Regions from separate parts of the Mus musculus genome. Here region 1 is linked to region 2. The links are chromatin contacts, found by POLR2A ChIA-PET in ENCODE. All regions are on one chromosome and are shown on one strand. The core of a region is the stretch at or near the end of the contact, and the rest is flanking DNA. Distances in the headings are between cores, read along the strand shown.

Region 1 (3,006 bases), core at 405-2,904, 150 kb after region 2:
TCTTTCTTCCTAGACTAGTCTCACTGGTGTCTTGAACTCCCTATATAGAACAAGCTAGCCTCATTCATAGACATCTACCTGTCTCTGTCTTCTAAATGCCACTAGCTTTTCCATGTAGTCCAAGATCACCTTCCCAGAGAACGGTGCTACCTACAGTGGCTGGGCCTTCTGTATGAATTAACATGGTAACGTGGTAGTGCACTCCTATAATCCTATATAATCCATTAGACAATTCCCTATAGCTAGGTCTGTCTGGGAAATTCCTCAGTGAAGACTGCATTGTCCAGTGGCTCTAGGCCCTGTCAAGTTGTTAAAATTAACCAGGACAACTGACTAGACATACAGATTCAATGAAAGAAAATTATTTTTTCAAACTGTAAAAAGTATGTGTCTCCGTGTGGGTATGTGCACGTGAGTGCAGGTGCCAGAGGACAGCACATCAGTACCCTTGGGGCTGGAATTGCAGATCGTTATAAGCCACTACTGTAGGCACTGGGAACTGAACACGGGCTCTTTGCAAAAGCAGTACATGTTTTTGATTGCTCGGCATCTCCCCAGACTCATTCATATACATACACACACACACACACACACACACACACACATATATATATATATGTATACACACACACACACACACACACACACATATATATATATATATATATATATATATATATATATATATATATATATATATATACATTAATTTCTTTGCTAGTCTAGGGGCTAAAATAGTTTCAGTGTTAAAATGTAAGGTTTCCTAATAGAAAAATATCTGATAGCTTGTTGTATGCCAGGCACAGTGCTATGTACTGGGAATGTCTAATGATCTTGACCTTATAGCATTTGTAATTCTATCAGAGAATAACAATATGTAATTATAAACTTTAAAAGATTTTCAAAAATATTTTTATTCTATGTCCAGGCGTATGTATATGTGTATGTGCACCTGTGCAGTGCCCTCAGAGGCCAAAAGAGGGCATTAGATCCCTTGGAGCTGGAGTTACAGGCAGTCTGAGCCAGCTGACCCAAGTGCTGGCATTCTAATTCTGGTCTTCACGATTGAGCAGTACTTGCTCTTAACCACCAAACCATATTGATTTTTTTAGGTGTTATGTACGAAATATTAGGATAGTTAGGGTGGGAGCAGTCCCTAGGGACTGAGCCCGGGACCATGCTAAGCAAGTGTCCTACCACTGCACTAACTGGGCAGGCATCCACAGGGTAGGTATCCAAAGATGTAGCTAAATGTTTGCATGTCCAAATCTTTTATTTGCTGGGAAGATTCTGTAAAATACAAGTACTAAACCTAAAACTGCTTATTTGGAATTTAAAAATATTTTCAGATACATTTTAAATTCACGGCAAATTTCAGCTTAAAGTACAGAGTTCTCATCTGCGTCCTGGGGCCCTCCCTCCTCATCCCCAACAATCTGATGTGGTTTTGTTGTTGTTTTCTTCTGGTGCAGAGGATCCGCTCCCATCACCTTTCACATGCGAAGCGAGGCTTCACGCATGCTTTTCTGTTCCTTTGACTCTGATCTATTAAATCATGATTAAGTACATCAAAGCACAGGTGTCGAAGTAAGAACTACGTTTCCCAGAGTGCAATGCAGCACGTCACAGAGAAGTACCCGGCATGCGCAGAGGAGTCCTCCGCGCTCGACCGCGCTCATAAGAGAAACAGCGTGTGTGGTTCTTGACGCGCCGCGAACCTTCGAACGCAAGTGCGAGACTACCCTGTGAGGAAACGTTCCAGGGATTCGCCTGTTCCCGCCATCGCAGTTACCAGCGCGACGTGCTGTTTCTTCCTGTGCTCGGTAGGTGGGACGGGGCCATGGCAAGGTACCTCCAAGCAGCGCGGGAACGAAAGGCCAGCGTTCCTGCCCGGCGCCCGGCTCGCCGAGGCGGCGTCTGAGGAGACGCGCACGCGCCCTGGACGGGAAGGGGGCGGGGCTGTGGGAGCCGGCGCCCTGGGGCTTGCGCGTGCGCCCTACCTCTCTGAAGAGGTGGGAAGCGGCTGGAGCTGGCTAGTCTAGATGCCGGCAGCTGATGTGAGTCCCAGACATCAGCACATTTTACTACTTTCTCAAAAGCTTAGTTTTTGGTAGCCCAACCTGGCCGTGAGATCGCAGTCCTCCTCCCCCAATCCCGAGTGCTGAGATTACAGACTGCACATGCTCTAAAGGTGTCCATTTTCACAACAGTAACTTCATCCACTCTCCAGCTCACTCTTGTGTTGGCTGACACATGTATCCTAGGACGTCTGCGTCTACTCATCAGCACCTTCCCCTACCTGTCAATGTTCAGCTTTCTCTAGGGAGGCTTTGACTCATGCTGTTTCACAGAAACAGCTCTAACAAAGCCACCTTGACTTCTGGATTCCGAAGTTCAGTGATACAGGATTGGTAGCATCCTCTTTCATTGCCTCGGTTCTCCTCTAAAGAACTCCTGCTTCCATTGCTTCATCTTTAACGGTTGTACCATCAAAATACATAAACCCTTCTTCATCTTGCCTTTCTTTCTGTTCCCTCCTTGGACATTGTCTATTTCACACTTTAAATAAAAATAAAATTTATTTTGGTGCTCTCGTTTCTATCTTGTAAAAATATTTGGTGTGTGTGAAGGCAGGCATGTTCATTCCATGGCACTTTTGTGGAGGTCAATTGACAGCTTTCAGGAGTTCTCTCCTTCCATCATGTAGGCTTCTAGGATGGAACTCGGGGTATCAGGCTTGGCACAAGCACTTGAATCTGCTGAGCTATCTCACTGGCCCTCAAATTTACATCTTGTAGATCAGTATAATGTTGTGGTGTTAGAATCCACAGGGAAAGACCAAATCTTAGGCTCAATTCAAATTTAGATGAAATGGATTTCTTTTATTTATTACTGCTAGGCAGTAGGCAGTAATAGGCAGAAGGATGTCAGCCTTAAAGCCAAACAGCATGCCATGTGGTGTGGAGGGATCCAAAGGAAGGAAGGGGGCTGGAGAGATGGCTCAGC
Region 2 (3,110 bases), core at 123-2,622:
TCCTTCACAGCTTCAGAAATTCCTAATTTGAGTACACTGACCTTTGAGCTCAGAGTCTTGAAAATGCCCTCGTAAGTGGTGCCATTTTTCACCTTTACGTCACAAGTAGAACCCTAGCAAGGTGAACCATTTAGTCATTTTAAGAAACTGAAACAGCATATTCCTCAGACACCCAGGTTAAAGCTGTTACTTACCACTACAGCTGTCAGGAAATGCAGCATCCTGGAATTGTTATAGACACCTTCAAACACCTGTCACACGAGAAAAAAGTAAAGGGCAGCAGGTGAATACTCTCTTCTCAGATTGTCCCACACTGTCTGTCTTCCGAGTGTCTTTACAGGAGGAAAAGAAGGCACTCACGGGTGACTGTGGGGGTCCCTTTCCGGTGGTCTGTCCCCTATTAAAAAAGAAAGAGAGAAATAGTTTTAATTAGTAGTGAACCCTAGACCAATGTACCAGGTCAACTTGCTGATTTAGGCTATAGACTGATTAACAAGCAAGACTTTTCAAGTTCTCACATTAAAGAAGAAAGTAGGCATTAACTGCTAAAACATTTTCTCCGAATTCAAGATTTTAAAAAAGTCAACAAAATATTCAATAAACAATAGCTGTCAAATGTTCCTAACAGTCAGTGCAATACAACCTGACTTCCTCTAAGGGACAGTCCTTCACTCTTCCGATAAACCACTGCTATAGTATTAAACCAACAGCACACTTCAGCTGTGAAGGCGAAAGCCCGGGCATCCCAAACGCAGCACCTCTGAGCTTAGACACATTACCTCCCAAAGGAAAAAAAGCTTTCAGGAGCCTTGGATTCCAAATCCCAGGAGAAGTATATTCTCCACACCCCACCCTTTCGCCCTCATTATTTTCATTCAGCCTGTTACCCACTCTGAAGGGATCCCCAAACGCCAGGTAACACAGCTCCTCGACGGCTGATGTAACCGGCAGTTGAGGAGGGCGAGGAGGGGGCCGTTGGCTGGGCTGGGGGACCGCGCAGCCGCAAAAACCATCCACCGGGATGCCTCGCCCGGTCTGCGCCTGCGCACTACAGCCCATCGCGCTCCACCACCCGCTCTAGAACAGAAGCCACTGCGCCTGCGTCCAGTGCCTCTTTCTATCGCATTGACACACCGAGAAAAACCGAGGGCACCCACTCCCCACTCACCGACACCAAACGCCCCTAAACCCTCCAAATAACCCCTCCCTCCTCCGCCTCTGCTCTACGTGTTACCGGGGCAAGCCAATGCCCGAGTCATAAGACAGCATCCGCGCGCACGTACGCCCGGGGAGCGCGCGCGCAGGAGCTTCCCAGCCCGCAGTCTTCCCAGTAGCCGCTGCTTCCGCGCCCCCGCCCACCCCGTCCCCCTCTCACTGGCTACACCGGGAAGAGGAGGGAACAATCCGCTCCCAAGTCCCTCCCTCCCCATTGGCCAAACTGTGGGCCGCGCGCCCCCCCCCCATTGGCTACAGTCGGGGACCCCTTCATGCAGCTGACTCCCCATTGGCTGAAGCCGGGGACCGCGAGATCCTTCGTGGTAATGGAGCTAGGGACCCCATCACCTCCTCAACCCCCCCAACACCCTTTGCCGACGGAGCTGGCGGGATGCGCCCCGCCTCCCCTCAGGGCCCAGACCCCCAAGAGGTGACTAGGCCCAGAGAGCCGAGCGCTGCCCCCAGGCTCCTGGAGACCTCCCGGAGAGCTTTCTCTCCGACCTGTTGGCACGAGGGTCCACCCCCTCCTTCACGGGGTCCTGGGCCCCCAAGAGCCCCCTCAACAGCTCCAAGCCGGGGCGCTGCCTCCCGGGCTCTCCCTAGCCAGGAAGCCCCGTCCTCACCTGACGCTGCCGATAGCCACTGCCCCTGGCCTTTCTTGATGCTGCGGCGGCGCTGACGCCGCTAAGATGCTTTCGGCTCCGCGGCGAAGTCCGCTGCCGGCAGCGGCTGCAGGCCCCAGGCACGGAGAGACCGCTGCGGGAGGCCCCGGGGGAGCCGCGGTGGCGGTCAGCGGTCCCGGGAGGCCGCCGTTGGGAGGGCTGGTCCCGCCGGGAGACCGGCGAGCCACGGCCTGTTGCGTGGGGGGCGGCTGCTGGGGTTGGGAGGTCTGTTGTGGCGGCTGAGGCTTCAACATGATGGCAGCGTCCGGAAGAGAAATAAGAGGGAAGGGAAAGAGGGCCTGGGGCCGGGCCCCTGCTGGAGAGCGCGGGAAGCGAAAGAGATCGCCAAGCAGGGGACCCGCCGTTGGCGGGCGGGGGGAGCCCCGCGGTGTCAGGGGTGGATCGAGAAGACGGCGGCGCGAGGAAGCGCCGCGAGGCGGAAGGGGAGGGGGGATCTCGCGGGCCGGTGGACAGCGAGAGGGCGCGAGCCGGCCTGGCGCGCGTGCGCGTCGCTGGAGAAGGAGAGGGAGGAGCGCGGGCGGAAGCGCCGGCGGGGGAGGGGCGCGGGGAGCGCCGCCAGGCGGTTAGTTCCGGAACAGAGGAGAGGCTCGAGCCGTGGCTCCGACCGGCCTAGCCCCTGGGGCGGAAAAGGAGCCGCGCAGGCGCTTAGCGCACCTCTAGGTTCTGAGCCACCTTAAATGCTGGCGGCCGCGGTTGCTTCACAACGAGGGTGGGCGGGGCCAAAGCCGGGAAGGGGAAGTGCCGGCGGACCCGCCCCTCCCACGCCGCCAGCGTAACGTCAGAAAGTCTCCGCGGTGGTGTGAGGTGTCACGTCGTAGCGTGAGGTTCTTCCGCCACTGGGTGACCGGTGGGCGGAGTCTCGGGAGCAAGAGAAAAAAAAAAATCCCTAGGACTGGAAAAACCTAGTACAGGTAACTTAAGGCAGGTGGGTTTTTAAAGGTGCTGCTCTCCATCTTAACTGCTTTAAAATATTAATGAGCGTCAGAATGACTATTCTGAGCATATGTGCATCCCAACAAATGTGCCCAATTCTAAATTGAAATTCAGTGATTCTTTCAGGGAGAGCGACCCCCTGAACAGTAGCAATACAAGCCGTCTGAAAGCCAGACTGACTAAGAGTATATTACAGAATCCAGCTGCATAGCAAGACACGGTTAGAAAACCGTGGTATAGTGCTTGCCTATTAAGGCAGCCCTCATTCAAAATTAGGGC

Evidence for each region. ChIA-PET counts read pairs that join two places held with the same protein, here RNA polymerase II (POLR2A).
Region 1: POLR2A ChIA-PET joins it to region 2 with 10 read pairs in embryonic stem cell. The contact joins the promoter of Sgf29 here to the promoter of 4930456A14Rik in region 2. POLR2A ChIA-PET finds 5 or more read pairs at or near these places in 3 of 5 experiments (Patski and embryonic stem cell).

Annotation. Positions count from the first base shown.
Region 1 is chr7:126,647,655-126,650,660 of GRCm38, forward strand. Sgf29 (SAGA complex associated factor 29) reads left to right here and starts at 1,655. Exons shown (of 10, transcript NM_029339.3): 1 at 1,655-1,823.
Region 2 is chr7:126,501,062-126,504,171 of GRCm38, forward strand. 4930456A14Rik (a long non-coding RNA gene) reads left to right here and starts at 1,373. Exons shown (of 3, transcript XR_869939.3): 1 at 1,373-1,538. It overlaps Atxn2l (ataxin 2-like), which reads right to left and starts at 2,376. Exons shown (of 22, transcript NM_001361487.1): 1 at 1,839-2,376; 2 at 361-397; 3 at 195-251; 4 at 42-113. The coding sequence starts at 2,131.